Regions from separate parts of the Mus musculus genome. Here regions 1, 3, 4, 5 and 6 are each linked to region 2. The links are chromatin loops, found by intact Hi-C in ENCODE. Cell type or tissue: gastrocnemius. All regions are shown on one strand. Region 1 overlaps Gm38539 (a long non-coding RNA gene). Region 2 overlaps Mturn (maturin, neural progenitor differentiation regulator homolog (Xenopus)). Region 3 has its middle 67 kb from the start of Nod1. Region 4 holds the start of Ggct (gamma-glutamyl cyclotransferase). Region 5 has its middle 54 kb from the start of Nod1. Region 6 overlaps Gm34358 (a long non-coding RNA gene).

Region 1 (5,000 bases), 300 kb after region 2:
TGTAGTTTGGGTACTTTTGAAGATTTTTGTCTGCTTTTATTACACAAACACACACACACACACATACACACACAGTGGGGAAGGGGATATAGTTCAGTAATAGAGTACAAGGTACTAGGTTCTATCTCCAGACAATAAATAAGTAAAAACCATTAAAATACAGGTATTTGTGGCTGGAGAGATGGCTCAGCAGTTAAGAGCACTGGCTGCTCTTCCAGAGGACCTGGGTTCAATTCCCCGCACCCACATAGCAGCTCACAACTGTCTGTAACTCCAGTTCCAGGGGATCTGATACCCTCACATAGACATACATGCAAGCAAAACACCAATGCAGATAAAATAAAAATAAACAGACCTTTAAAAAGAAAATACAGGTATCACATTTACAATAAGACTTTTTCCCAGAATTTTGTGTCTGCTCTGTTGTCAAGTAGATAAAAGGAGGGCGATGACTGAAGCAAGTGCTCTGAGAGAAACCCACCCAGGGAACACATTCCCAAGGGTAGTGTCACGGAACATGTCAATCAGATAATCAGGCTGGATCCAGTCAGCCCTGCTCTACAGAGGACTGAGTCTTCATCTAGAGAGGCCACCGTTGCTGTGACTACAGGAGCCAGACTTTTCCAGGCAGCTTTAGGAGAGAACCACAGTCTATCTCTTATAGATCCTGCTGCTAACCTTCCCAGTTACTTCCAGAAGGTTCTGAAAGAACCATTTAGCATTCTGTGTGTCATTTCCTGGAGCGTTTGTGCTGGCTAGCTTTTTGTCAACTTGACACATGCTAGAGTCATCTTGGAAGAGAGAGCCTCAACTGAGAATTGCTGCTATCAGATTGGCCTGTGGACAAGCGTATGAGGTATTTTCTTAATTTAGGACTGATGTGGGAGGGCCCAGACCACTGTGATCATGGGGTATATAGGAAACCACCTGAACAAGCAATGTGGAACGAGCCAGTCAGCAATGTCTCTCCACAACGTCTGCACCAGTTCCTGCCTTCAGCTTCCTGCCTTGAATTCCTGCCCTGACTGACTTCCCTCAGTGATCAACTGGGATTAGACCATGGCCGCTAAATAAACCCTTTCTCCTAAGCAGTTGTTGGTCATGTTGTTTATAGCAAGAATTCAAAACAAACTAGGACAATATCGTCAGACTGAGACAGACGTACCAGGATTGATGACTGATATGGCAAGGTCGCTCAGAACATAACACCAATATATCTATTTCTTAGCTCTATGTTTATGGTATTTACAATGTTTTAAATTCAGTTCTCCACAATGAGACCAATTACAATGTTTGATAACTTCAAAAGTTCATAGGAAACCAGTTGAAATAAAAATATAAAGGGAAAGGTGTTGTCTATTGTCTATTGCTGACAACTGCACCGTGAAGCAGACTTACTTCAGTGGAGATTCCAATTTTTTTCCTTGAGTATTGACCTCATTTTTCTAGAAAGGACTTGAAACTCAGTCAGTTGTTAACATCATGTATAATGATAGTTATAACAGTTAGCTATGAACCTAGAGTTCATGTAACGCCTCCATTAAAGGAATTTTAGAATGAGGTCTGGTTTAAGCCTTAGGTAATGTTTTGATTTCTTTGTTTTTGAAGTTAGAAACTATGCTTGAGTTCTCTGTTTAATTAATATGCTGTCAGTCTAACAACTTTTAATTAATAATTAACTACTCTCAGAAACATATGCACTCAAGTTGACTATTTAAAAACCAAAACAACAACCTTTGAAGGTTTCTAACTTTATAATTTAGCTGACCCAGTATTGTTGGCCATCACTTTTAAAAAATTGTTTTTTTTTCTGCATTATTTTCTACCTTCACCTGAACACACCTTGTGATCATAAAGCTACCAAAATGTGGCTTGCTTTTTGTGTGTTAACATCTTACTAGTGCAGCAGTCTGCAGACAGTGTATTGAGTAGCTCAGTAGCAGGATAAATGGCTCACAAAAGTAGCAATGACCCCAGGGAGAACCAGATGAGTTCTACATGTGGAGAAGAAACTGGCTCAAGTGCATTATCCCAGAGCCTCCTGAAAGTGACGTCTTTATGCCCTCAGACTGGGCCCAGGTAACCCTAGCCTTTGGAAATCAGAGGCCAGAAGACTATGGACTATGTAATGACTTCCAGCCAACTTGATACCCTGAGCTACATATGGAAACCTGGTCTTAACAATAAAACAAAAACCGTGCAGATGTTTTATTTGCTTTGCTCTCCTTCACAGTGGTAGAGGCAAAACCTTCCTGTGATTTAGCTATTTCACACCTCGGGTATGTCTCTAAACAGACTGAAAATAACAAGTGTATGCAAATCTCCATAGCAGCCCCACTTGAAGCAGTGAGAGGTCCAAATGACTACACAGGACAAATAAACGATGCGTTTTCATATAGGACTCGTATTTGGCCAGAAAGAGAAACAAAGTGCTTATAAATGCTAAAGTGTCGATAAAGGCAATGCATTGCTATTTAAAAGAAGCAGTGGCTGAAAGTGACTTATTAGATGATTCCAATAATGACCTATCCAGATAGGTAAACCTTCAGAAACAGAAAGCTGATTAGGAGAAGGAAGGATGCCATTAACTACTTAGTGAGTGTGGACTTTAATTTGGGGGTCACAAACATGTTTGGGAACAGGAACGCAGCGATAGATGAATGGTGTGGGTGTGTTAATTGACACGGAGCTGTGTATTTAAAATGGTTAATAGCATGCCATATAAATTTCATCTCAATAAAGACAAGCATCAGAAACCTTCCTTAGTATTTATGAGTCAGAGGAGAAGGCTTGTGGAAACTTGAACACTGATAGTCTTTGATTTCAAGTGGGGTGGGGGATTTAAAAGACTTGATGTGATTCATAGACAGGTCACTCTCTTCCTGTGTATACTGTACTCAGCAAGTGAGAGGTTCTTAGTTTTGAAATGGATGGTTCTAGAAGCCTCACCCCAACACAAAAGTTCTTGGTGGGCATTGTTGGGGAAAAAAATTATTCATTGCCAATGTGTTTGATTCATGGTTGGCTGAAATTGAAAATGTGGAAGCCATAGTAGGCCACTCAGATATGAGAGGCCAGGTACCACCAGGGTAGAAAATGCTTTTGTGGGAGACACACCTGCCTAGAGTCATTCATTCATGGTAAGTATTCAGATTGTGAATAATCACTCACTAGAGTCTCAAATTATCCAAACAATTGATAACCTGCAGTAATGTGTTAGGTAGAAAGGGAAGAGTTGAAAATCTCTGTTTGGTTTGCCCTGGCTCTGCCAGTGGTGGGGAACATTTTAGCACAAGGCTGAATCAGAAATGTTGATGGGTTTTCTGGTTGCATGCCTTGTAGTCCGTTTGAAACTATAGCAGCACTATTATAAAAATGCTCATCAACTTCTGTTAGGCTTTTGGGGGACCCCACTTTTCTCTCTTTACTCCTTTGTATTTCCTTTATGATTGTCAAATCATTTACAAGAGGAAAAGAGTAAGTTGGACAACTTCATGGCAAAGCCCTAATTAGCAAGGAGCACACCTAATTAGCATAGGACACACATAATTAACATGAACAACACAGGCAGGTCTTGCCAGGCTGGTTGAATTTTGAGACACACTAGGGCTCCTTCATTAAAACATTCAGGTGAGTGTCAATATTGATCCTCCTGTCTTGCTTCAAATAAGAGGTCCTTCTGAATTCCAATTACCACAGCCTATTGACTTAGCAAGCTTGGCCCCTCGTGTAAGGTAATTTTCTGTGCTGTCAAGCAGTTAAGAATTTTCTCAGCATACTTAATCACTAGTGAATTGATAGTGACAAATTAGATTATTGCTCTTTGCTGTCCCAAGTCCTCTTGCCATTTTGGATTAGTGTGTGTGGTGTCTGATGGTTGAGCACACTGGTTTGGTGTGGAGCAGGGTGCAGGATGCAGTTTCTCAACTAAGAGTCGGGTAAAAAGGTTAAAGGTAGTAAAGACACTTGAAAAAAGAAAATCATGATGCTGTTGTGGAGCCCTGGGGCTTCCTGGCAGCAGGTGAGTTACCAGGGACATCTCCAGCTCTGAAGAGACTGTTATTAAGGAAGACTGTCTTTCACCTAGTTTTAAAATAACAAAAGATAAGGCAGAAAATAATATGTTTTTCTCCAATTTCATCAATTCTATAAAAGTAATCTCTTACTGGGCAGTGGTGGTGCATGCCTTTAATCCCAGCACTTGGGAGGCAGAGGCAGGCAGATGTCTGAGTTCGAGGCCAGCCTGGTCTACAGAGTGAGTTCCAGGACAGCCAGGGATACACAGAGAAACTCTGTCTTGAAAAAACAAAACAAAAAAAGTAATCTCTTTAGTAGAGTTGTTTTACATCTAGTTTCACCAACCTGTTACAACACAGATAAACTCAAAGACTTAAAATCCAACAAAATATTGACAAGTCCCATATAAACAAACCGAAGAGACTGTGACTGTGACTGCCCCGCCAGGAAGGACAATGGTGGGAAAGGAGAACTGTGCCCTGCCATGCCAGCAGGGTGCTGGAACCATGGTCCCGACAGGTTTGGAGTGTCTCCTGAAATTCATGCTAGGAGCCTGGAAAGCCTGGGTCAGCCAGAAGGGGAACCGACTTGTCTCACGGGAAGGAATCTCACACAGTTCTGACAACCTGTCAGAACTTCTTCAAGGGAAGACTTGGAGTGGAGACAGTGATGGTGGGACCACACCTTGGCCAGAGCTGCACAATTCTACATACATACCTCTGCCCAATATTTCACTTAAACTTCACATCAAGAGTCCAGAGATGGACTTGGGTGCATTATTATCTGCTGTAATGAAATACCCCTTTGTCCATGACCAAAAAAAAAAAAAAAAAAAGGAGGGGGGGACAAAGTGTTTCTTTTATTTCACAGTCAGAGGGTACAGTGGGTCACAGTGGGAAGCCATGGCGGTGGGAGCTGGAGGTCACATTGCATCTGCCATCAGGAAGCAGAGAGCAAAGGATGTGGTTGTCAACTCCCTCTCT
Region 2 (5,000 bases):
CAAGTCACTTTGGTTTGATGGTAGCTAGCGAGATGTGAGAAGCTGAGGTCTTTTAGGTTTCGTACAGAGTAGGTTTTGTACAGAGTAGCTGTAAAACTTGCTGGGACGCTGGCAGCCTGTGGTCCACGGCCATGACCTGGAGCATTTCCTGTTAGAAACCCCATTCACCACACTGCAGGCTGAGAGGTTCCGAGCAGTCAAAGGTGTGTCCCAAGCTACATAGGAATTCACGTCCAGTTTGATTAGGACTGTGTTCAAGTCGTCTGGTATTGGGGGAAAGCTGACAGTGTGCGCTTCATAAACAACCTTTCCCTGGGCTTTCCTTTTTGTATCTCAAGGTTCTACCTTAACCAGAACCTTTTGAACTGGCAGAGACCAACGCTCTATACACATGCCAGCTGTCTAAAAGGCACTAAAATAAATATTCAGTGCTGGGCAAATCCGAACCCAGCTTTCAGACCAGTGCTTATTTGTGTACAAGTGAGATTTCTCCAGAGAAGCAAATCAGAAGGAACAAAAGCAAGGGACTTTGTTGTTTGTTTCTGTTTTTTATTTTTATTTTTAGACAGTGAGTTTTTCCTGTGTGATGTGTGTGCTTTCTTTGAGTCTGTATTTCCTTTCAGAGAGCTCTCTTGTAAATGACAAACTGTGAAATGGGTTGCCAAAAACTGTGTCCTTTGTTAGATGCTTCAGAGGGAACTGTGTAAATTCTCTCTGCACCTTGTCCCATCTGCTTCCTCCTCCCTCCCATGAGAGCAAGGACCACATCCAAGGATGTAATTACCATACGCTTGCTATTAAAGAGCCTTCCAGCCCTGGTGCTATTTGTCGTCTTTACTCTTTTCACAGATTCGGGTTACAGAACACTGTGTGTGATTTATAAAGGAAAAGCCAGGGCACTGGGGCGGGAGGGAGCCGTTACATCAAAGGTGGGATTGAAGATTGGTAATTCACGCGTTTGGGAACTAAATGCTCTCTGGCTAGTGTTTAGCAATTTGTCACCTCCCTTTAAACTAGTACTGGTTTCATATGGGAGAGTTTCTTTCTGCAAACCTAGTGAGGAATGCTTTGTGCCACAATTAACAATCTCTATCCTGCACTCGGCACCTTGCTCTCAGCTGCCTTGATTCACTAGACAAAGGCATGTCAGAAGGAGCCCTGAAAGCTGACAGCCAAGTCTCATTCTTTATTTAAAGATCCAGTCTCTCGCTTCCAGTGAGGGGGTCTCTAAACTCGAAAACGGCTTAGCAGCCCCAGCTTGAGGCTGTGGTGTTTAATGTCATTGGAGGTCCTTGGTCTTGACCGAAGATTCCAAGTCCAGAGGAAAGCTGTGTGTGCACATTCTAAGGTCCTCTGGTCAAAAACTGGCTCCAGAAGGGCCATGGAGACAGATTTTTATCATGAGAAAATTCCTGTTTCTATGACTTGATCACACAGGCTCGGCCTTACTCATCTCTCCTCTCTCCGCCCTTAATCTCTGAAATCATCTGGCAGGAGGAAGGTTCTGGCCTAGACAGGTCCCTCCTTGACAGTCTGTATGGCGCTACTCACCACCGCCCCCTCCCCCAGCTTCCCACCATCCTTTTGATTTCTCATGGGTAAGAGTAAGCGTGGGGACCTCATTTCTGATTTCCCTTGGGGGAGGAGCATCAGTAGAACACCTGCACAGCCCTGCTGTAGAGGAGGGAGTGCCACAAGGTCCCATAAAGCAGTGATGGTGACCCGCCGGCCATGCTTTCCCAGGATCCCCTTTCCAGGGAAGATCCACAGCTGTGTATTAGCTCAAACGCTTGGAGGTGTCCTCCTGCCTTGCCGAATACCCCTTCTCTTTATAGTAAATCACAGGATTCAAACTGCAGCAAAGATGGTAGGACGGGGTTCCTAGCGTAATAAACACTCTTGTTTCCATTGTGAAGTCAGCCAGGTGTGGTGGGTACCTCAATATCCTCAGGGCTTGCTGAGCACACATGGGTGGATTCACAACATGAGGGAAAAACAACCCACACCCCAGTATTTGGAGACTCCAAGGCTGGGTATCTAGCCCAGAGTCCTGCTGAGTTAGTCGACCAAGTATTCCTTTGTTTGTCAGGATTAGCCGTCTGGTAGCTTGGAAGCAGGGTTGAAATGCTCCTGGAACCAGCTGATACTTTTCCTTTTGATACCCTAAGAGGCACAAAGCCCCTCCGAGTCTCTAAAGCACCTTGCCCCTTTTTTGGAATGGAAAACAGTGCCGTTTTAAAAATAAAAAATAAAAATAAAAATAAAAATAAAATGGGCAAGCTATGATTAGCAGCCAAAGAAGAAGTGTGAAAAGAACCTAGCATTTTGTTTTCTAGGGAAACAGCCCCAAAGTGGATGTAGATGCCAAAGTGATGTGGGTCCTCCGGGATGTCTTTTAATTGGAAGCCTCTAGAGGTCAGCACAGTATAAACAAAGGACTTCCTAAAGCAGAGGCCACACACCCTCCTAACTGGTACAGCCCCAGGGAGCAACCAGCCAGGGTGGGGCAGAAAGGCAGTTGGCACCCAGAGCACAAGAGACGAAAATGTGATTCTTCAGTGCAGCCTGCTAATCTCTGACTCCAGTTATTTTCTGCCCTGTCTTTCTGATCTATCTCTGCGCTCCCTCGACCGTGTATCAAACGGTCTGCCGATTGACAGCTGAAACAACAGCTGGCTTACATCTTGTACTGGGCAGACTCAGCTCAGGACACTTTCTGCTGCTGGTCAGCCTGTGGGATTTGCTACTGTGCCTACACTGCCGCTGTCCATGGGCTTGGAGGAGAACCTAAGACAGGTTGTGTAGAGCCTGCGGGCGAGACAGATGAGGAAGGATCAGATGGGCGTGGCTGACTAAACTGCTGGACACCAGGACTCCAAGCATAAGGTGCAGAGCTTCAGGCAGGGATGCCTCAGGTTTCACAGGACATGTCTCCAGTCCTAAAAGGAAGTGGGCGTCTGGAGTCCCCCGGAAGCTTCCACAGGAATGTTTTCTCCCCTTTTCTGTTGTCTGGTCTGTTTAGGTTTTCCTTGTTCCTGCCTCCCAAGGAAACATAACCTACACCACAGTCAAACGTCATTGAATATGGCTCTTTGGCAGGGACTGGAATACACCCAGGACACAAACATGGAGAAAGGATAGTGACAGAAACATGAAAATATTCCCCAGACTCCCCAGTAAAACATTTTAACACTTTGTAGCTTAGTAACTTGACTTGACTGATTAGATTTCAAGACAATGGCTTTTTGATCCTAATGAGTGTAGACTGCATGGTGTAGTTCCTAGTTCCAGAATAGCCTGGTGACTTTCCAGTCCTTGTTCTCATGAATTAAACAGTGCTAAGTGAGTAGACTCTAGCTGTATGCGCCTATTACACACTAAACCATTTTTGTTTCTGTTTAAAAAAAAAAATACAGGGTCTCACATAGCTCAGCCTGGCTTTCAGCTAGCCTTGTAGCCAAAGGCCTTGGACACTTAAGTCTCCACAGCTTGCCCAATGCTGGGATTGTTACATCCTAAGTTTCTTTTAATTTCGTTCCTTTTCTCAATAGTTTTTGGGTAGGGATGTGTGTGTGTGTGTGTGTGTCTGTCTGTCTGTCTGTCTGTCTGTCTACTGTCTTTTTCAAGATGACGAAACAGAGGCATCGAGCAATTAAGCAATTTTCACAACATCACACAGATCTAAGTGCATAAGGACTGACTTTCAGATCCAGGCCACCTGGCCCTGAGGCTCTGAAGCTCTGAAGCTCTGCCCACTACTCCACTCTCCCCAGTAAGGTGGGTTCTGCCTTCATTCTAAGCATGACTGGATGAGGGGGTGGGAATGGGACAGTGTCCTTTTCATCAGCTCTGCAGGGCCTGAGCACCGGATGGAATGTTGACAATGTTTCATCCTTGCCCTGCCCTTGACCAGAGATTAGGTCTGCTGCTGGACAACATGAAAATAAAGTTTCCAATCTTCAGGCCCTGGCACAGACTAGCAAGCAGCTAGAAGAAAGGGCTTTGAAGAGAATGCTTAGGCCTGGTCAAGGCTAAGGAAACAGCCTGCTTGCCTTCCCTCTGTCCTCCTCATGGCCCTTCACTGGGACATGCAGGTGCTTATTGCCTTTCTTCCTGATGGAGAGCCTTCCCTCCAACTCCCCTGAACATTTGTGCAGCAGAGATCCAACCCCTCAGCCAAAGTACAGAAGCAGGGAGACAAGGCTGCCCTCCAACCTGGGTCAGGTTCCGTGGAGTTCAACACTCACTTGTCAGCCTTCACAGTGTGCCCAGACTTAGCCAGGTGTAGTCCAGCAAGACCTGGCACCTTGCTTCCCCAGTGACAGGAATGCACATTTGTCATTTTAAGCCTTGTGCATCGGCAGTGGGAAGGACCCCATTTCAAACCACATTCTTTTCACCTTTGAGCTGGCTGCATGCAAGGTTCATTTCTACAGATGCCCAGAAAGATGGTTGGGGCTCTGCTTATCTTTCTAATAGGGCCTGGGGATTCCTGGTAAATGACGATGGAGAATGTGCCAAGCCCCCAGCAATGCTTGTCTGGCTCCTGAAACGGTGGCACAGAGAGAGTGGAACTGAGAAGGTGTGCCTAATAAAGCGCCATGGTGACAGGAACATTCTAAGCACCATAAAGCGGGCCAGGTTTTCTGAGCGAACTGTACCACAAAGTTGCAAAGAAAGGTTTCTTTTCTGAGTCTGACTCTTAATTCCCACAGAAATTTGGTCTTTTACATCTTGGCTTCCTCTACTCAGAAAGGTTAAGGAGACACTTGACAGGGATTATAACAGATCCTAAAAACAGAAGCATGTGCTAGGAATGGTTTACAGGACATGCCTTTAAAACCTGACTGCTTAGGAGGCTGAGGCAGGAGGATCACAGTCCAGGCCACACTGGGCTCTGTAATAAGTAATGAGTTCAGAACCAACTTGGACAACTTAGTGAAACCCTAAGTCAAAGAAACTATATAGATGTAGATGTAGATATAGATGATATAGATATA
Region 3 (5,000 bases), 200 kb after region 2:
GCATGACCTAAAGGCTCCATAACACACAGGCATGAACACACCCCTCCCACTTCCTTCTCTAGCCCTTCTGTCACCTGCCCTCACTTGCCTTCCTGTTATGGGCTCTTCTGCCTATAACACTTCCTCCTCAGCATCCTTGTTTGGTTTGGCATGATTGTCACCTAATGGAGACACTCTTTAACCATCCAATGAAAACACCAAACATCGCCAGGCACGTAGTTGTCACTCAGTAAGCTAAACAATAGTAATACCAACATTGGCCTTGTGAAAGGAGAGGCTGTGGTATAAGAGAAACTACTGTTTTGGATGCTCAAGCAACCTTTCATGTAGTTTTATTCAACTAATATTTGATCCAGGATTTTTTTACACTACCCATATGAAATGTCATCTGATCTATAGTTTTTCATTGTTGCATTCTTTTTTGTTTTTGTTGCTAGAAAATTGGGCAGGAGGTGCTCATTAAGAGCCTTGGGAACTGTTCCTTGGTTTATTTTAAAAGTTTAAACAGACTACTAGAAATGTCCTTCTGTGTACTGGTTAGCCTACATGTCACAGATTGTGCCTTGCCTGAAAAGAGGCCATGCCAAGATATGAATCAGACTATTCTGGGAGTGTGCGTGAGATTTATTACAGCAGGTATGGGCCAGTTTCTTCTCTTGGGAGGCAGGGAGAGTTCCTGGGGGTGGTAGCTAGTGTCTGCAAATGGAGGTAGAGAGTCTCAGAAGCAAGCAGATGAGCCTCGTAGTGTATGTGTTCCCACGCCAGCAGCTCGTGCTACAGTAGTTTCAAAAGAAGGATTTTGTGAATTTGAGGTTAGGCTGTGTGCTTGTTTTCTTTCTGTAGCTGTGATAAGAAACCCAACAAAAGTGTGTTAGGAAAGAAGGGGTTTATTTCAACTTACAATTTCAGTTACAGCCAGTCACTGTGGGCAAGTCAAGGCAAGAACTTCAAACAGCTAGTTACATCCCAGCTATGGTCGAGAGCAGCTCCCCAGTGCAGGGGTTCCGGGAATGTGCAGCCATGCCCTCGCTTCTGTGCACGCACAGGTGCTAGGGATCCTATCATCCTTCTGATTGACCTTTATAGTTGATTAGACTTTATGAATGTTTGAAAAATATGTGCGATTTTTAATGTTTACTTAGCTACAGATAAGTAACATTCCTTAATTATTTGCTGTATATTATGTTTTGTAATCTGTTGTCTTATTCCATGTAATTATCATTCATCTCTTTTGACTTTTTTAAAAGATTTATTTGTTCCATATATTTGAGTACATTGTTCCTCTCTTCAGACACACCAGAAGAGGGCATCAGACAAGCCATCATGTGGTTGCTGGGAATTGAACTCAGGACCTCTGGAAGAGCAGTCAGTGCTCTTGACCCCTGAGCCATTTCTCCAGCCCCCCTTTGACTTTTAAAGACTGTTCCATGTTAACAGATGCCTGTCGTTTCAGATCTGGAAGCTGAGGTAGGTTTGAGAGTCTGAGGCCTACTTGGGCTATACAGTGAGATCCTGTCTCTAAAAGAAAAAAAAAATTAGCCCAAAATTTACCTACTTTATTCATTTATGGCCAATATATGTTGCTGCCTAGCTGTCTGGGTAGAGTCAATATCTTCACTAATGTAACAATGTTTTATGGTCTTCTAATTATTTCTGCTGTGTAGCAAAGCACCTCAGACTTAGTGATTTCAGTGACAGTGGTCTTTGTGTTATTTCCACATTGGGCTACAGGCTGCTTGCTCATCTTTTCTCCTTGCACTTCAGTTGGAGCTGGGTGATGTACAGGTTCAGGTGGGAGTTGCCTGAGCCTTCACTCTTGTCTGCTGGTTGATGTTGGTGGTCAGTGTGAACCTCACTCAGCGGGATTTCTTTGCCAGAACACCTACTGTGAAGATTACTGGTATTAACTTGATAGACTCTAGAATCACTTCTGGGTGGCATGCCTCCGGGGAAATACCTTGATTATGTTCATCGATGAAGGAAGACCCACTCACTGTGGGCAGCACCACTCCTTGGCTGGGATCCTGGACTACATATGTAAAGAAAAGAAAGGGCTGAACAGCAGCAAGAACTAAGTCCCCTCTGTTCCTGACTGTGAGGCTCTGTGCCCAGCTGTCACAAATCCTGCTACCTTGATTCCTCAGTCATGAGAGACTATAACTCAGACCTGTCAGCCAAAATGAACCCTTCCACCCTTAATCTCCTTGTTAGAGCATTTTATCACAGCAAAGAGAAAAGAAACTAAGACATGTCCCAGTAACGTCTGAGTGGCAGCTTCCTAACTGCAGAGACTGTGCTCAGTGAGGTTCTCCCAAGAGAACAAGGCAACAGTGCTTGGGTTTTATGCTCTCAGCTCACAAGTCACACACAGTCACTTCCACTCTATCAGGTTAGTGGCAAGGACACAAAGGTCCTCCTAGGTTCACAGGAGGAAGACAGCCCACCAAACAAGAAGGGGTGTACAGAGTTAACCTATTAACAAAGCATGTGAGGTGGGGTAGATCAGGGACCCTCTTTGAACATGTCAGGTAGGGTGGAACATTGCCTCTCGTTACAGCTATAAGGTAGGTAGACCAGTTATCCCTCTTTGGAAAGGACAGTTGAACATACCTAAAAATTGAAAATGAGTTAGTTACAACAGCATGATGCATGTATTAAGGTTGATTGGCAAGGAAATGAAGAGGCCTGCTCTACATAGTTAATTCTAAACACACACACACACTAAGTCATAGTACTAAGTACTATGTCAGAGCCAAGAAATTCTTACTTCCCACATCCCTGATTTTTCCTTTCCAACATTATCTCTGTCTTTCCCCTGGTCTTACATCCTTTGATGCTGCCAATTCATACAGCAGGTTACAAACTGTGCACACCTGGAGTGTCATCAAGAGAAACTGAAGCTTTGCCTCATTCTGCACAGTGGGACAGATGCTTGAAGTTCTAGCCATCTGGTCAGGTACATTCCATCTGCAGCGACCATCCTGAAGGCTTTTTGTCTCCTTCCCAAACAGATGGGTCCATAGTTTTTGTAGCTCTTTCTGTGACCAGTTCTCCCTGGGCTCTGCCAGATCTGTAATACTTAAAAGAAAATACCGCCATATAGCTCCGCCTTTTTTGAATGGTAGCCACAAGGAGAGATGTGTGTTCCAGCAATCAATATCCTGGGGACAGGTGTGGTGGGTTCCTCAGCCCTGTCAAGGTCCTGATTTCTGCAGATTATGCCACCAGCGTGAGAGAAGCTTTTGCTATACGTAAGTTGTTTCATCCTCACGAGTCTGTTTCTTTCAAGGGTCATTCATCCTTACTGTGTTTGGACTACTTCATTTACCCTTTACTGGGGTAACAAAGTACTCTGAAATTTTAGTGCCTTCAAACCACAACCAGTCGTAATTGGCTCCTGATTATGTAGGTCAGAAATCTGGGCTCTCTCATATACTTGTTTGTGCAGTTACAACTCCATGGATCCAGAGTCTAGCTGTTCTGTAGCTCCTTGGCAGGTGCTGGCTGCTGGCTGGACCACATGCTTCTAGCTTGCTTGCCTGAGCTCGTTCATGTGATAGTGGAAGAGTTCCCAGGAGCAAGAGAGGACAAGCCCTGCTCTGCAAATACTTACGGAGCTGCTCTGGCTTAATGCGCACAACTGCTCCATAGCCCTGACACATCACACAGGCTAGAGGGATACAGGATTTATGGGGCCATTTCCTGCTACAATCTATTGTGCATGTGACAAGTATACAAAGTAGGCACTTGGTTCACATTTGCATAGCAGCTTAATTGCACATTTGGTCATAAAGTCCAGATGTAAGGCTGTTTTCATATCCTCCTGAATCAATTGAAAATGTTTCAGAGGGAGGGCAGGAGTGGGTAAGTACTATGTCATAGACACAATCTTATACTTAAACATGTCATACAGGAGTCTCACTATATAGCCGCGGTCTGGTTTTGAAGTTTTGATCCTGCTTCAGCCTCTGAGTAAGATGGGGTTGTAGATGTATGTATACCTCAGTGTCCCACTTCCGAATCAACTGAATCAGTAGTGGGCATAATAAAGGTCCAGTTATCTTTTAATTACTTTTTCAGGTCTGGGTATGAGACTAAGCTATTTACCAATTATCATGGTTGGGGTGTGGCTTTCCTCCCAACCCCGTGGAAGGTGGAGCTGTCACGAAGTTCAGGCCCTTTAAGAGTCGAGGTCCACGAGGAGATCCATAGGTCACTGGGACACACCCTTGGAAAGGGTTAGGATGGGTCTCATTGGATTCCTGAGTTATTTCTCAAAAGAAGGTTATAAAGTTGGGTGTGAAAGTGCATGCCTGAGATTCAAAAGTAGAGGCTGGAAAGTCTAGCATTCAAGGTCATTCTTAACTACAGTGGGAGTTGCTTGAGTAGCTTGAGGCCAGCCTGGGATACTTGGGAGCCTATTTCAAACAAAAAACCAAGCAAAACTTTGCAATGAGAGAAGCCTGGCTATTGGGAGGGGATGGGAACTTAGCAAGAAGAATGTAGGTGAAAAAGATGAGTCTTGGCTACATTATGTACCCAACCCCTTCCCCCTCCTCTGTCACCATAAGGTGAACAGCTGCACCCCTAGAAATGTTCTGCTTCGGGTGCCCAGAAACAGGCTCCAGGACCATGAATTCCAACTGTGAGCCAAAAGAAACCTCCCCTCCTATGTTTGGTCCTTCGTCACAGCTATGGAAAGCTAACACAGGAGGATGTGAAAATTAATCTGCCTCTACATTACCTAATGAGAGTTTTCTCAGATAGCCACTCCTGTTCTGACATATGAATTATCTGACATGGGGACTGTCTTCGTTGAGGTTTTATCACTATGATGAAACACCCTGACCAAAATGCAAGTTGGAAAGGAAAGAATTTATCTGGCTTATACTTCCATATTGATGTTCATCATCAAAGGAAGTCAGGACGGGAATTCAATTGGGTCAGGAGCCTGAAGGAGCCTGAAGGCAGGAGCTGATGCAGAGGCCATAGAGGAGTGC
Region 4 (5,000 bases), 290 kb after region 2:
CTTGCTTTCTCTCTCTTTTTCTTTCTTTCTCTCTGCAAATGACGTCTCAGTCTACTTAAATGCACATGTATTTCTACTTAGACTTGCTGAATGATGGTTACACAGGGGTTATGATATACTTTTATATCTGTAGAGTATCTTACCTGCAAATCACTGGATTTGCCCTAAGGGGTCTGGCATGTGTGTGAGCATTAATCTTCATGAACTGTACCAATTTCTTTCCAGGAACCTAAGAGCAGCTAAGACTTACTGAGTATTTATTGTGTGCTATCACAGTAGCTATTACTTTACCCAGACCAATGTTTTGCTACAGCTTAGAAAGATTAAGCCTCTTCTTCTCTAAGATCTCACAACTAACAAGCGACAGAGACACCTTTCTAATTTAGCTTCTGCCATTACTGATGGGCAATCAGGGCTGAGGGGCCTTGCCTTGTGTGGTCTAGGAAGATGTCCTCCCATCTCTCTAGGGCTTAGTTTCCTCAGCAGCAAAATACAAAAGGATGGGCTCAATGACAGTGTTGTCAGTCCCTTCTGGTGGATATTATTCCTGTCACCTATGTTTGCTCAGAAACCTTGGTTGATACTTCAGGGAAAACACTGATCCACACGACAAGGCGCTTCACGCAGCAAACTGGATATTCCAGTATCAGGAGATCTGATCAAATCCACACCAGAGACTGGCAGCCTCCTGCTAAAGGCAGCAGGCTGTGTCATTCCGTCCGCTTCAATGGCTCAATGCTCGTGTGTAACGTAGGTAGCTACCAGTCCAGATCAGCTCTTTCTTCTGATTTAGGGTTGACCTGATCTCCTCATCTCTGCCAATCCCACCTCTACTCCCCATTTTGAAATGTCTGGGTTTCTTGGGATTCAGCTTAGGCCTTTTTTGAATTTATCCAGGTGCCCAGAATAGTCCCACTACCTCCAGCAGCTTCCAATACCATCGGATGCTTCAGCTACCTTTAAAACCATCCCACATCTCTATTCTGAGGCTCAAAAGCTCTTAGATCTGGGACGAGCACACAGTTAGGGCTGATCTCTTCATCTCTTTGCCAATGTTCACAAATATTTACTGTTCATGTGCTTGTCTGGAAAGCATCTTAAACTTAATTTAGTACAAAGTTAGTTTATAATTTTTACCGCCAAACCTGATTCTCCTCTGTGAACATTATCACCATCACCTACTTGGTTGTTCAAAAACTGTGTCATATTTGATATACCTTCCCTACACACACAGACACAGACACACAATCATCAAGCCTTATGATGTTATCTTCTGAGTATTACTCTACCTTCCCTGTCACCACCCTATTAGATCATGGTGGCATTATCTCTGACATGAATGTGGCAAGATCGTAACTGGGCTTCCAATAACTTGCCCTATTTGCAGAGTAACCAGAATGAGCTTTCAAATACATAAATCTCATCGTCTGCTTTCATCCTGTAAGACACTCCACTCACAGCATGCAACAGACTGTCCAAAGTTCTCTGTGGTCATGTTAGGATATGACACTTTCTTATCTTTCCAGCCCTCATGCCACATCTCCCTGTAGACTCCAACCACTTCCTTTATCTCCTGTCCTTTGAACAAGCTACCCTCCCTGACAGTTTTTTGCTCTCCTCATCTCCCTTCAGGTCTCAGCTTAAAAGTTATATCCAGGAAGGCTTTCCTGAGCACCTAGGTCAGGTCCTCTGGTCATATATTCTGTTGCACCTTGCAAGTCCTCTTTTAAGGCTAACCACAGCTATAATTTATCATTTATGTGGTATTTCTTTCCTGTACTTCACGTACTTGAACTCCAATCCTACACTCTTTGGAGTTTTAGATAGAGTACAGAGCGTGACTCCCACTTCTGAAACTTGAAAGGCTAGGAGCTAGTTATCAGATCATCTTGCTTGCTAAGTAAGGACGTGGATTCATGGTGAGATTTAGCCAATCAGGGCACCTCGCAGGGGCTCTCAATTAGTGCTGGTGTTTAAGATCATTAGGGACTCCACTCTAGGCTTCAGGAATTGCAGAACTGTGGCAAAGCAGCAGTCAGGAGTCAGTTCCATATTGTGCTTACTAGTTGAGGAAAGGTGTGGCCAGTTTCCAGAGCAGGGATGGCCCTCTCCTGTAATGCTGGTTGTGTATACACACACACACACACACACACACACACACACACACACACACACACACACACACACACAGTAGTCCACCTGTTTACTCAATCTTTCAGGTGAATCCATGAGCTCTCTAACAGCCTTCCAACACCCCTCCCCATTCTCCTTTCTGAAATCAGCTGGTTTCTGTTGCCTGAAATCAAGAATTGACAAGGTTATCAAAGTTGGCTAAAATTATTAAGGGCCCTACACACAATCAGATTGTACACCAGAAAGGTCCTCCAAATAGCTAGGCTGCTCAGTCATCCTTGTAACCCCAGCACTGAGTGCCAGAAGAATACGTATTAAAGAGGAAATGAACTATGGTCAAGAACACATTTTATCACAGTTAAAAGCTTATTGGGCTACTCTACTGAGGGAACGAACATTGCTATCAGTATTGAAGACACGGTTCCAGGTCTCAAGGCCAGGACGCTAAGATCCGAAGGAAAGGACAGGCAGAATTTCACAGAACTGTGGGATAGATAAGGTACGCACAGGACAGAAAGCAGCTAGTTCTCGACTAAGAAGCACCTATTAAAGGCATCTTACGGGATGCTCATAACCGGTGGAAAAGGGCAGCCAGTGGAGGGTTGCGAACTCCGACGGTGGCTAGAGGTTCCCGGCAGGAGTCGCAGCTAGCCCGCTCTCCAGGTCGCCCGCACAACGGCACTGACCTGCAGGCGCGCCACGCAGCAGAACACGGCCGAGGGGTTTCGCAGGTGGATCCTCTCGGTCAGGAGATTGCTGCCGTAGGCGAAGTACAGGAATGTCTCCCCCTCCTGGCCCGCATGGCCCTCACAGTCGGAGCTCGCCATGTCCACTTATCCACGCCAGCAGCGTCAAGCACAGAGAAGCCGGACTAGCGCTGCTAAAAAGAGCAGTGCGCCGCCACCCACGCGGTAGTGCAGAGCGGCGGGCGGAGCCGCACAGAGAGCGCGCTGAGGATTGGCTGCCGGCTTGCCGGCGTGAGCTAACTACCAGGATTGGCCTGTCTACAGCTCCTCCCGCCCACTGACGTCGCTTTTCTATTGGATGCATCCCTCGGATGTACGGCCCCCTGCCTGAGGCGCCGCTGATTGGCGAGTCTAACGGACAGCCCGAGAGTGGCTACTGGCGACTGTGTTTTCCCCACCTGGCGGCGATTGCCCAGGTCAACCAGTGGTGCGGTAGGCTCTGCGCCTGGTATAGAGGAGACAAGTCTCAAATTGCTGTCGGCCTAGCCTGGATCTTGCGGCAGTTCTCCTGCCTCAGCCTTCCTGGAATGGGAAGGCTGATCCTACAAGTTTTCTTAGGATCACTACCTGAAGTTGCCTCACTGCATACCAGGGTAGTCTTTCTCCCACGTTCAGATCCGGACATGCCATTTGCTAGCCAGTTGACTCTGTTCATCGTTGCAATCTATTTCCTCTTTTTAAAATAGAACGACACAAAACACCCATGTTGTTGCTCTTGAAATGAAGATAGGAGAGCAAACTGAAGGTCTAGAGCAATGACTGCCGTTGGCCCTCAGAAATTAATCTAAATTCAACTCCACACTGACAGGTGCCAGAATTCCTGGAGAAATGACTGAATCTTAGGTCAAAGCTGGGAGTGAAAATTACCTCTTGAAAGAACAATAATCCAGAAAATGAGAACCCCAAGATGAACAAGGTCATTCCTAAAAGACCATTCACTAGACAAAGCGAGAACAACTTAAGGAGCAGAACGACTGGAAACTCTAAAATGATCCCTAAATGTATGTCATTCCCTTCAGGAAGTAAACCAAATTAAAACAGAGAAGAGAACCATATTGCCATGCCATCAGTGGCTAACACTTCATCACTTTTAAAAAGTGGGTATTTAAGAAAATGAGTGTTCTGCCTTTCTAGTACCAACTGTATTTTTGAAAACCAAATAGCTGATGAGGAAGCAATTCTTTGCTTTTTTAAAAAAAAGTATACTGGCTAAATGCAGGAAATGGGGGTACTGGGATTAGAACATCTGTCTCTGGTGCAACCAAACTTCCCGTCAGGAGCATCAGGTCACAGGGATGTTTATAGAGTCTCAGTTATCCCCCAAGGCTCACTGCTAGTCATTGGACAGGAAGACCATGATTATTTGGGAAACCTGACCTCTCTCACCTGATAGCCAGTCAATCTGGTCACCAATAAAAGAAGACTATCCTGACACAGTCAGAAAGCAACATGAAGCTGGGCATTGTGGACTGCACCTTTAATACCATCACTCGAGAGGCAGAGGCAGGCAGTTCTCTGTGAGTTCAAGGCCAGCCTGGCCTAGAGAGTAAGTTCCAAGATAGCCAGGGCTGTTATACAGAGAAACCTTGTTTTGAAAAACAACAACAACAATAATAACAACAACATGAAGCAACACGAAGCCCCCACATCTGTGAACTACAATTTACAAAGGATTTTTAGCCTCAAAAAAAAAAGCCTTTTATCTTTTATATCACCCTCTTCCAGAAACCATTCATGTATAAGAACAAATGGCAATAGAAGAAAACAGTGAAGAACACCTTGAACTTATCTCTTACATTGTTGTGATTAAAAATAAAAGGTAAGGCTGGGGCCAGCTACATGGATCTGGAGGTAAAGCACTTGCTACCAAGCCTGCAGACAGTTACATCTCCAGTACCCATAAGGTAGGAAAAACCCAGCTCCTGCAGGTCTCCTCTGACCCCTACGTGCATACACACACACACTCTCTCTCTCTCTCTCTCTCTCTCACACACACACACATACATACATACACACACATACACACACACACATACATACACACACATACACACACATACATACACACACACATACACACACACACACATACACGCACACACACACAATAGGTAAGCATAT
Region 5 (5,000 bases), 210 kb after region 2:
GGGTGGTAGGAAGCTTAGATCTGACTGTGGTCCTTTGGAACTGAAACAGAATTACAGCATATCACGTGGCTAAAATGTGCCATGGGGGAGGAGATTAGAGAAGATGTACCGGAAGTCAGTTTATGATGAAGATGTGCGAATCACTGGACTACTTGGGGCAGGCACAAGAGTTTGTTGGCTACTAATGAGTCCTCTTGGCTGGTTGTGTTGGCCTATACCTGTATTCCCAGAACCCCAGAGGCTAAGACAGAAGGATCATAAAGTTGAGCCCAGTATAGTGAGACCTTAGACCCTTCCTAGTAAGCAAGCACATCACAGTAGCAGGAATCAGAGCCTTACACGTCACCTAATGAAACACTTGATTGAACATCTAAATGCCACAGCAGGCATCTGGCCCATCCTGCGGGTTTAGTAGCTTGTGAACTTGCTTTTCCTGTACCCAGGCTGCTGGTGGTGACGTCACATGTAAGGCCAGCTGGCCACCTGTGCAGTGGAAGGAAGTCAATTTCCAGGAGTTAGCCCAGCCACTTCCTCCTTCTTGTTCCAGTCTCATCTCCCTCCTCCAGGTTCTCATATCTTTGTATTACAGGCAGGAGTCAGAGCTACAGTGTTATGAGTGGGAGAAAGAAGTGCTAGAAAGAGAACCACTTGCTGATAAACAGAAGCGAACTTCAGCCATGGATTCTGATATGGAAAGCCTCTTGTCTGTCCAGCCCATGCCCTGCTGTCTTAGTCAGGGTTTCTATTCCTGCACAAACATCATGACCAAGAAGCAAGTTGGGGAGGAAAGGGTTTATTCTTAAGCTTAAACCTCCAAACTGCTGTTCATCACTAAAGGATGTCAGGACTGGAACTCAAGCAAGTCAGGAGGCAGGAGCTGATACAAAGGCCATGGAGGGATGTTACTTGCTGGCTTGCTTCCCCTGGCTTGCTCAGCTTGCTTGCTTATAGAACCCAAGACTACCAGCCCAGAGATAATACCACCCACAAGGGGCCTTTCCCCTTGATCACTAATTGAGAAAATGCCTTACAGCTGGATCTCATGGAGGCACTTCCTCAACTGAAGCTCCTTTCTCTGTGATAACTCCAGCCTGTGTCAAGTTAACATATACAACCAGCCAGTACACCTGCTTTCCTGGATACGAGGCCCCTTTACAAAATAAAGAAGACAGTTACAGATATGGATGCTGGTTCATCCCTCAGCACTTAGCATTGCACGTGGCCTCTTGTGTCTGGGCTGTGTGAAGGGGTGGTGTTGTCTTGGCTATATACTTAAGGTTGGGAAGGGTAGCACAGGACATCTCTGCTTCTGCCTGCCCTAACTCCTGCTTCCACTGAGGCAGCACCAGAGGAAAACAGACTGATGAGGTAATGGGAGTCGCTGTTTCTGGGGCCCTAACTGCGCATGGATACTGGGTAAGAGCTTTATATTAATTTATTTAACCTGCTTGCTCAAATAACCCTACAGGAGGAGCATTATTTAACCAGCCTGCTTACAGATGGGAAACTCAACAACAGAAAAGCTAAGTCACTTGTATAAGGTCACACAGCTGCCAGAAGCCCTGGGATTTGAACCCTCAGCACTAGTGAATGACTGACCAAGTCATCTTTTAATGAGTTCTTAGCCAGTTCTCTGCGTGTATTGCTGTCTTTGACGTGATGGATAAATGGAATTAAGATAGTTTCTTTTTATTTAGCACAGTTTGCTTTGGTCTGAGTTTCATGGCTTAGCAGGTAAAAGTGCTTACAAGTGACGACTGGAGTTTGATGTCTGGAACCCAACATGCAAACCAGATGCAGTTGTATACGTCTGTAGTCCCAGTACCCTACTGTGAGATGTAGGAGAACCAAAGAGAAGCCTGTCAGTTCTCTGGCCTGAAGAGGGCAGCACAGCAGCAGAAACAAAAGAAACCCTGTCTCAAGGTGGATGGAGACCATGGAGCCTGACCTCCATATGCAAGCCATGGCATGCACATACCCACGTTCACAGGGGGAAATGCACATGTGAGCATGGGCGGGCACACACCAAGTAAATAATTTTATTTTAAGAAATGAGAGAGTGAAATAGTGCACCTGTCACCAGGGACCCGGTACAGTTGGCTCTTTGAGGTCCTCCTGTAATGAAAGTCACAGACACACACCCCATGTGACTGCAGCTCTAGAATGTACCTGCTGACTTCCATCTACCCAGTCTCCTGGCTGGAGGATGGAGGATGGAGGATGCAGTTGTTGGTTATCGCACTCTTCCTGCCCACGATGCTATCCCATGGTGCTCCCCGGACACAACGCTCACTGATGCCCTTCAGCCTGACTCCAGTGTCCTGGAATGCAGGCATCTTAATTGAAGGAGTAAACGTGAGGTTTCCTGAGAAATACTGGATGCCAAACAGACTCACTGTGCCTTTGCAGAAAAGTCCCTTTCTGCTTGGCCTGCCTGCCCGCACTTAATAGGCAAGGAGTTAGTTAGTTAGTTAGTTAGTTAGTTGCAAAGTAAACTGAAGACTTTGAACTGTGTTCTCACTTCAGCGCCACCAGTGATCAGCTGTGTGGCATTCCCTTGTCACTCTTGCCACCTGATACCAGTTTACTCTCTGGTGGAGTGAGGGTTTGGATCACGTGAGCCTGAAGTCCCAAACAGGATAAGTGTGGTCTTCCACATGTGCCCAGGTCCCATCCTGACAGTTTGCTTGCTTCATCATAAGCCTGTCCTGGCTAACAAGACAATGTGCACAATTGCATCCCTGATTCTCACTGTCCCTGTTCAAGAAGCATTTCCACTCCACGAGGCTGTGCAGGGAAGCAGTTTCCACTGGCCTGGGCTTAGACTGGGCTTCTTCGGGTCGAGTGAACCCACCCAGAGATATGACATGCCTCAGTCAAGGAAGAGTCCAACCCCTGCATACTTCCCACCATCACACGCAGGCCTCCTTACAACGGGAGCCACTCTTTGGGACTGCCAACTCCTCTTGTGGCCATTATTGCCACCACCAGTGAACAATCTTCAGACATGCACATCTGGGGCATGGGCAGTGTTTGGACAGTGTCTAGGCTGAAGGGCAGGGCCACAGAGCTTTCCTCTTCCATGGAAATGCCCTTGGTTATTATATTACACTGTTCTCTGGTTTTCTGTCTTTCTAAATCATTCCTCACACCCGTAACTTGGGTGACAATGAAATAAAATTGCATAATAGGAAGAGTTCTGCCTCGACCATCCCGCTCCAAAGAAATAACTTTAAGGATTTTCTTTTTTTGTTTGTTTGTTTTTTCGAGACAGGGTTTCTCTGTATAGCTCTGGCTGTCCTGGAACTCACTTTGTAAACCAGGCTGGCCTCGAACTCAGAAATCCGCCTGCCTCTGCCTCCCAACTGCTGGGATTAAAGGCATGCGCCACCACGCCTGGCTCTTTAAGGATTTTCAATTCTACCAAAACATTGCTATCATCACCAGCACTACAGTCAGTCTGGAAGCATGAATGTCTAATCACTAGAATGTAATTAAGCGAAAAATTAAATTAAATTAAATTCTCAAATTTGTAGAACACAACTGGTAGTTATTAAGAGCATGAGAATGTGAGAGAAATGTTTTATTAAAAAAGAACTGCAGACATAGTGTGTGTTTACACACACCTTTTAATCCCAGCATTTGGAAGGCAGAAGCAAGCAGATCTCAGTGAGGTCTATTCTACATAGTGAGTTGCAGGCCAGTCAGAGTTACATAAAAATATCTGCAGACACACAGTGTGATTGCAACAGTGAGAGGGGTGTTTGAGGGTCAGTGAGGTTCTGTGGCTAAGGACATTTTCCAACAAGCCTGGTGAGTCTTGGTGCCTACACGGTGGAAGGCAAGAACCAACTCCTAAAGTTGCTTTCTGACCTCCAGATACATACTGTGGCATGCATGCATGTACTGCTCCCCCAACCCTCTCCCACACACAAATACATTTTTTTAAAAGATTTATTTATTTATTATATGTAAGTACACTGTAGCTGTCTTCAGACACTCCAGAAGAGGGCATCAGATCTCATTACGGGTGGTTGTGAGCCACCATGTGGTTGCTGGGATTTGAACTTTGGTCCTTCGGAAGAGCAGTCGGGTGCTCTTACCCACTGAGCCATCTCACCAGCCCCATTTTTTAATTAAAGATATTTCAGCAAAGTATAAACAATCATTACAAAAAATTAAAGTAGCTGTATTATTACTGTTTTGATTTGGGTATGAAGTATACGCCCAAAGGCTTATATGTATTAGACCCCAATTGGTAGAGCTACCCACTGAGAGGTGTTCGGCTGATGAGGGTTGGAGTGGACCTGAAGCTCAGTGGACTGTTGGGAATGGTGGACACTGGGAACATGGGCCTATTGGAGGAAGTGGATCGCTGAAACCAGCCTACAAAGGGAACGCTAATGCCTCATTCCCTAACTTCTGGGTCTTTCTGCTCCATGGCTATGAGGTAAACAGCCTCTTCTGCCATACATGCCTGCTACCAGAAGCCTAGAGGTACTGATCTGATCAGCCTTGGCCTGAAACCACAGAACCATGAGCCCACATCTCTTCATTAAGCTGTACTTCTGAGGTGTTTGGTCAAAGCAATAGAAAAGGAACACGATTATATGCAGTATTTTTCAATGCTCAACATTATAAGGTTGGTTTTACAACAAAAACAAATGTGCACGGAGGAAGAGAGCAATCAAGGGAAAATCTCAAGGCATTAGACACCAACTCAAAGTAGCCAAGTAATTAAGGGGGGCTGGGACAAACCACAGCTTATTCAGCATTCTCATTTTCTTATTTACAGCCTCGTTCTGTTCTAAATTATCACAGGGAGCCTTTCCAGCACTCAGTGCCTCTGGGAACCTTAAGCTGATTGTGGGTGAGGTTCCTTCCATCTCAGGCGATGAGGTCAGTGTTGGGGTGCTCCCTGACACCCACACAGCTTTGTTACAGGACATGTTTTTACCTGTCTGTGTGAGCATGTCTCGTCCTCCTCTAGAGAGGCAGAG
Region 6 (5,000 bases), 460 kb after region 2:
AGGCTTCCTGGCTGCTGACTGGTCCTTCACAGTGCTTGTGTGGGACTCTGCTTATCCTGTATGCCCCTGGCACAGGTGAATACAATGGGCACTGTCCGTAGTCCCTTGCTCCCAAAGACATTTGGATTCCCTGCACACCTGCCTGTCCTTCCAAGGATCTGTGTGTGGGTTCATTGACTGCCTGGGAGCCAAATGTCTGGACTCTCTAACATCCTCTAGGAAGTGCGTTCTCTGCCCTTGCTGCTTGACTGATCTGTGGTTTTAGAGGCAAGCCATGACTTCTGAAATCAAAAAAGGCACAGTAGTTCTCAGGGTGAGGCTGAACGCAGCAGAGTCGGTTGCTCACCTCCCTCTCTGATTGCAAAGTTCTTAACAAACTAAAAGGTACAACCTTCTTTCCAACACACAGGGCAAGTCAGTTTCCAGACTAACAACAATGCGTAAAATGCAGTTCTCACTTAATTACAGGAGGGGCTTGCTCTGTTTGCAGCACTGTGGCCGAGGCAGTCTCAGTAGATTGATTATGGTAGGATGTATGAATCATCATAAGGTTTTCCAGGTAGTGTTCACCCTAGGAGGTCCCCACCGGTCCTGGCCACTGCACTCTTATCTACCTACCCATGCTTGGGCCTCTGCTACCTCAAAGTATCTCTTCTTCCCACTAGGGTGCCCTGCAGAAAGACACCTTATCTTTCTTGGCTTCTGGCTCTCACCTACCCATTCTCTAAGAGGCATGAGAGTCCCACCCAGTGGGCCATTCTCTACTCCATCCAACCCCGATTCCCTAGTCCCACTGTATTGTGCCCTGTCTCAGCTGACAGTCCCGGAAACTAGCAGGTCAGTACACAGCAGTCCTACCCATCCCTCCTGCCTTGGACCACAGGCCCTTGGCAGGGCTGCCTGCCCCTTTCCCAGCCTTCAACGCCTCACTTAGCTGGTGGTCCTTGATCCCCACCGGCCAATAGGATTCTCCCAGACTCTTGCAATAGGTGGATTTCTTTTCTTTTTTTTTTTTTGTCAGGGGCAGCCCACCACCACACCAATACAGCCTTGTTCCCAACATGGGGATACTGGACTTTAGACCTCAGAGAGGCTTGGTAGTGATCTTTGGACCAGTACTGGCCTGCAGGAGCCTATCTTCATGAAGGCAAGAAGTGGCTCATCTTCTGGATGCATACCTCATGGTAATAGGGGGATCTCCTTAGGACACAACCTTCCCCAGTCTCCCTAGGCATCCCTGCTACTGAAAGTCTCATTTGGTTCTCACCACCCTGCCTGGAAATGATTCTTGAGCTCTGGACCCTGTGCCCCTCAGAAACCCAGTGCTGGTTTTGATCAGGGAGTGGCTAGTGGTGACTTCTCACTGCCGGCAGGTGGTCTGACCTTTACAGCCACCTAGGGAAGGGTTCTGGGTACATCTTGTGGCAAATGTGCTTTGAGCCCCGGGTAGCCTGCATCTCTCCACTGAGTCAGAGCTCAGTGCCTGTCCTTTGTGCTTGTCAACAAATGCTAGAGTCACCAGAGAAAAAGAACCCACCATAAAAAAATGTCCCCATCAGACTGACCTACAGGTAAGCCTATGTTGCATTTCCTTGAGTAATGATTGACACGGGAGGGTCCAGCCCACTGTGGGTGGTCCCATCTCTGGGCAGGTGGTCCTGAGTGGTACAAGAAAGCAGGCCAAGTAAGCCATGGGAGACAAGCCAGTAAGCTGCATTCCTCCATGGTTTCTGTTTCAGTCTGTGCTTCCTGGTTCCTGCTTTGAGTTCTTGCACTGACTTCCTTTCATGGTAGACTCTAAACTTTTTTTTTTTTTTGCTGATCTGTTCTACAAAGGTTGTGGGCTATATCTGGAGAATTCCGTGGCATCTGTACTTTCTAAAACTTTCGAGGACTCCCAGTTAGCAAATCTGTTAGCTGGACTCTCAGACTGGGCTGCCTGCATTGCCCTTAGTGATTCCTGCACGCCCCATCTCCCCTTCTCTTGCCTGCAGGCAGAAGGGAAAGAGGAGTGTCCTACATGCTGTATGCGCTCTCAAAGAAGCCTGTGCCTACTGGACGGCATCAGTGGCCAGTGCAGACACTGAACTGGGATAGCTGGCCCAAACCATCCTGCTTGGTGCTGCCCACCTCAAGAGACTCCACCCACCAGCCATCCTATCCTGTATCTCCAACCCTACTGGACTTGCACCAACTCAAGCCTCAGCTTCCTCTCCTGCCATCCCGAGGCCCCGTTGATGCAGAGTCTGGGACCACACAGACATGGAGCAAGTCCTGACTTCAGAGAGACCTTGCCTGTTGAAGGTTGCTTTTCTCTTTTGTTGTTTGTTTGTGTTTGCCTGAGAGGGCAGGAAATAGATACTTCAAGATGTCAAAAAGTTGAGCAAACCACCCTCTTCTCCTCAGAACGCCTGAGTTCTGCTGATACTTTGCCCTACACTGCCCTCTCGTGGCCATATGGAATCATTGCAGCTTCACATTGCTGTAGCTCTAAAGCAAGGACCAGGGACCAAACTTGGTTTGTCCTTGTCACAGGAAGGAGGACTCCCTTGATGGGGAGAGGACTCCCTTGCTATTGCTCTCTAACCCAAGCCTCATGATCACCTCTCACACAATGAACACATTTAGGGAACACTTGGTTTTAGCAGTAGCGGGGGCTGCCCTTTTCCAGGTCTTGGCTGCTGGCCTGGTCCTTCTCATTACTTACTGTTTCTGTTCAGTGCTCAGAAGTGGAGCATGGGTTAGAGAAGGGAAGAGGAGTTCCGTGTAGTGAGGTAATTCAGGTAGGTGTCTGTACCGGTTAGGTTTTTTTGGTCAACCTGACACAAGCTAGAGTCATTTGAGAAGATGCCTCCACCAGACTGGCCTATGGGTGAGCCTAAAGGGCTTTCTTGACTGATAATTTATGTGGGTGGCACCGCTCCTGGGAAAATGGAACCAGATGATGTAAGAAAGAAGGCAGGGCAAACCTCCACAGTTTCTGCTCCATTTCCTGTCTCCAGACTTCTGCCCTATTAACTACGACAGAAATTGGAACTAGGGTGGGGGCATTGTAACAAACCTGACTTTTAGGGAGAATTGTGCTTTCATTTGAACTTCGGGCTGGACAAGCCATTGAGTGCTCAGAACTCAGTGGGCTGTTCTCTAGGCTTGTGGGGGCTACAAATGCGGAGAGCAGTGCAGATGGTGGAGGCCTGGCTAGTGACGTTTAGAGAGAAGCAAAGAGCTATCGGAGCCATTGAGTGATATTTTGCATTTAGTCCTGTGGCTCTTGGCAGCTAGGGCTAAGAGTGATATTTTGCATTTAGATCTGTGGCTCTAGTCAGCTAGAGCTGAAGAATCAGCTGTGGTGAATGTTAGCTTACAGGTGATTCCACCAGGCTCTCCTCTGGGACCTAGCAACGGCTTACACCTGCTGCTAGTGCCAGCTGTGCCACTTATAAAAGGACTGCCCGCTACCCAAGCCCCACCTCCTGTTCTCAGGGGAGTTCTTTCTCCCCCTTTCTGTCCTCAGAGCCCCTTCCTCTCCCTCTTTACCCCATCTCTCTCTGCCCTCATGGCTCTCTTGCTGCTCTACTCCTTCTCCAGGTCCTCACCCCTCTCCCACCCCCCCACCCCCCAATTCCCCTTTTATACCAGATCTGTTGCAGAGTTTTCGCATGGAGTTCTGATCACTCAGGGGTCCTGAGCATTAATTACTCAGGGAGACACCTTGGCATGGGATTGTCAGGTACCCCCTCGGCCCTTTGTACCTCATAACAGTTAACAGCAGACCAGAATGACCAGGGCAAACCTTTGCTTTGCTGGAGACGCAATCGATGCTGGTTAAGAAGTTAGCAGCAAGTAAGAAGAGACCAGCATCACTGAGATAAAATCCTGTGGGACTTATTTCCCTAGGGTCAGCACAAAGAAGCTGTGGTCCAGAGGAAGTTGAGGCTGTGTCTCATACTAGTAGTTGAACTTGGTAATGTGTAGAAGCCTCTCAGGTGGTTCTGGTTTTAAAAGTATGAAGGGGTCATGGAGCGAAGCTGAGGTTTGACACCATGAAAGGCCAGTAGAGGTTATTGGTGAGTGTGCAGACTGTTGATGTAGAAGCCACAGAACTAAAGGTGTCATGAAGAGAAGTTGGGGCTTGGCACCATGTGGCAGGGTCAGAGTCCCCAAAGAGCCCAAGAAAGGCTATTACTGAAGGTACAACCATGTGCAGTGGAGGGTCCATGATTCACCAAAGAATGACATCCCAGATTCAAATAGCATGTAAACGCAGAGTGTTTACTCTGCACAAGCCCAGCACGCTGGGGGCTCCCATTACCAGAATAGAGAGACAGCCAAGTGAGCTTCCAGGCCTGATTTAAAGCACAGTAGGGAATTCCGGGGTAGGTGAGCTCTATGTTAATCTGTTGGGACCATGTCTATGGGCATTCCATTACCAGGGAGTGGGGGGGGGGGCTGGAAACTTACTGGGGAAGTCTGGGAACTGTTACTGAGAAAGTCTGGGAACTGCTGCTGACCCATTGTCCTTGCCTCAGATCAAGTCGAGGGGCCTGGACTTACCTGAAATTGCCCAGTTCTTGGAAACAGAGATTTAGGCCTAGTCTCCTTAGCTGCCCATTCGAAGCCTGCCATGGAATCAGCCCAGCCTTCACTAGAACTATGGGATGACCACCAAGGCCGAGAGCAGCTGTGCACTGGAGCCAGCTAGGGCTTAAGAGACAAGAATACTGTTCTTCTATTGTAGGGCTTTCAAGGACCTTAAGACAGGGAGAAATCTACATAGTTTAAAGTGATTGGCATTTTGCTGGGGCAGTCTCTCAGCTAGTGTCTAGCATCTGACACAACCCAAATAGCATCTCTGCCATTCTGTCTCTCCATGTGTTTCTTCTTCCTTTTTTTTTTTTTCAGATTTATTTTATGTATGTGAAGACACTGCCGTTGTCTTCAGACACACCAGAAGAGGGCATCAGATCCCATTACATATGGTTGTGAGCCCCCATGTGGGA

What was found. Peaks named below come from ENCODE experiments on the same cell type or tissue, not always from the same donor. Only the 100,000 strongest peaks of a DNase experiment are listed, where the experiment ranks them.
Region 1: it touches region 2 in a loop (2.5-fold over the local background); 22 of 42 quality-filtered maps call a loop at or near these places.
Region 3: it touches region 2 in a loop (2.3-fold over the local background); 18 of 42 quality-filtered maps call a loop at or near these places.
Region 4: a loop joins it to region 2, with 3 times the contacts of the local background. A loop is called at or near these places in 18 of 42 quality-filtered maps.
Region 5: it touches region 2 in a loop (2.7-fold over the local background); 19 of 42 quality-filtered maps call a loop at or near these places.
Region 6: a loop joins it to region 2, with 2.6 times the contacts of the local background. A loop is called at or near these places in 23 of 42 quality-filtered maps.

The regions. Positions count from the first base shown.
Region 1 is chr6:55,002,908-55,007,907 of GRCm38, forward strand. Gm38539 (a long non-coding RNA gene) reads left to right here. Exons shown (of 2, transcript XR_869119.1): 2 at 874-1,091. Among named protein-coding and RNA genes, the nearest start is that of Gm38539, 3.3 kb to the left of the region's middle. In gastrocnemius, no CTCF peak of the experiment used is centred here; no DNase peak of the experiment used is centred here.
Region 2 is chr6:54,703,032-54,708,031 of GRCm38, forward strand. Mturn (maturin, neural progenitor differentiation regulator homolog (Xenopus)) reads left to right here. Exons shown (of 3, transcript NM_001289740.1): 3 at 1-824. Among named protein-coding and RNA genes, the nearest start is that of Mturn, 24 kb to the left of the region's middle. In gastrocnemius, a CTCF peak has its summit at 2,419 (motif pointing right); DNase peaks (open chromatin) are centred at 2,053 and 2,492; H3K4me3 peaks cover 490 bases; H3K27ac peaks cover 340 bases.
Region 3 is chr6:54,902,652-54,907,651 of GRCm38, forward strand. No RefSeq gene overlaps it. Among named protein-coding and RNA genes, the nearest start is that of Nod1, 67 kb to the right of the region's middle. In gastrocnemius, no CTCF peak of the experiment used is centred here; no DNase peak of the experiment used is centred here; H3K27ac peaks cover 2,750 bases.
Region 4 is chr6:54,989,876-54,994,875 of GRCm38, forward strand. Ggct (gamma-glutamyl cyclotransferase) reads right to left here and starts at 2,992. Exons shown (of 4, transcript NM_026637.3): 1 at 2,820-2,992. The coding sequence starts at 2,960. RefSeq lists an enhancer at 3,207-3,236 and a cis regulatory region at 3,217-3,226. In gastrocnemius, CTCF peaks have their summits at 2,919 (motif pointing left) and 3,273; a DNase peak (open chromatin) is centred at 3,074; H3K4me3 peaks cover 1,492 bases; H3K27ac peaks cover 1,595 bases.
Region 5 is chr6:54,915,837-54,920,836 of GRCm38, forward strand. No RefSeq gene overlaps it. Among named protein-coding and RNA genes, the nearest start is that of Nod1, 54 kb to the right of the region's middle. In gastrocnemius, a CTCF peak has its summit at 1,878 (motif pointing right); a DNase peak (open chromatin) is centred at 1,890.
Region 6 is chr6:55,164,817-55,169,816 of GRCm38, forward strand. Gm34358 (a long non-coding RNA gene) reads left to right here. Exons shown (of 3, transcript XR_377703.2): 2 at 1,022-1,184; 3 at 1,995-2,378. Among named protein-coding and RNA genes, the nearest start is that of Inmt, 7.7 kb to the right of the region's middle. In gastrocnemius, a CTCF peak has its summit at 2,445 (motif pointing left); DNase peaks (open chromatin) are centred at 1,629, 2,208 and 2,446.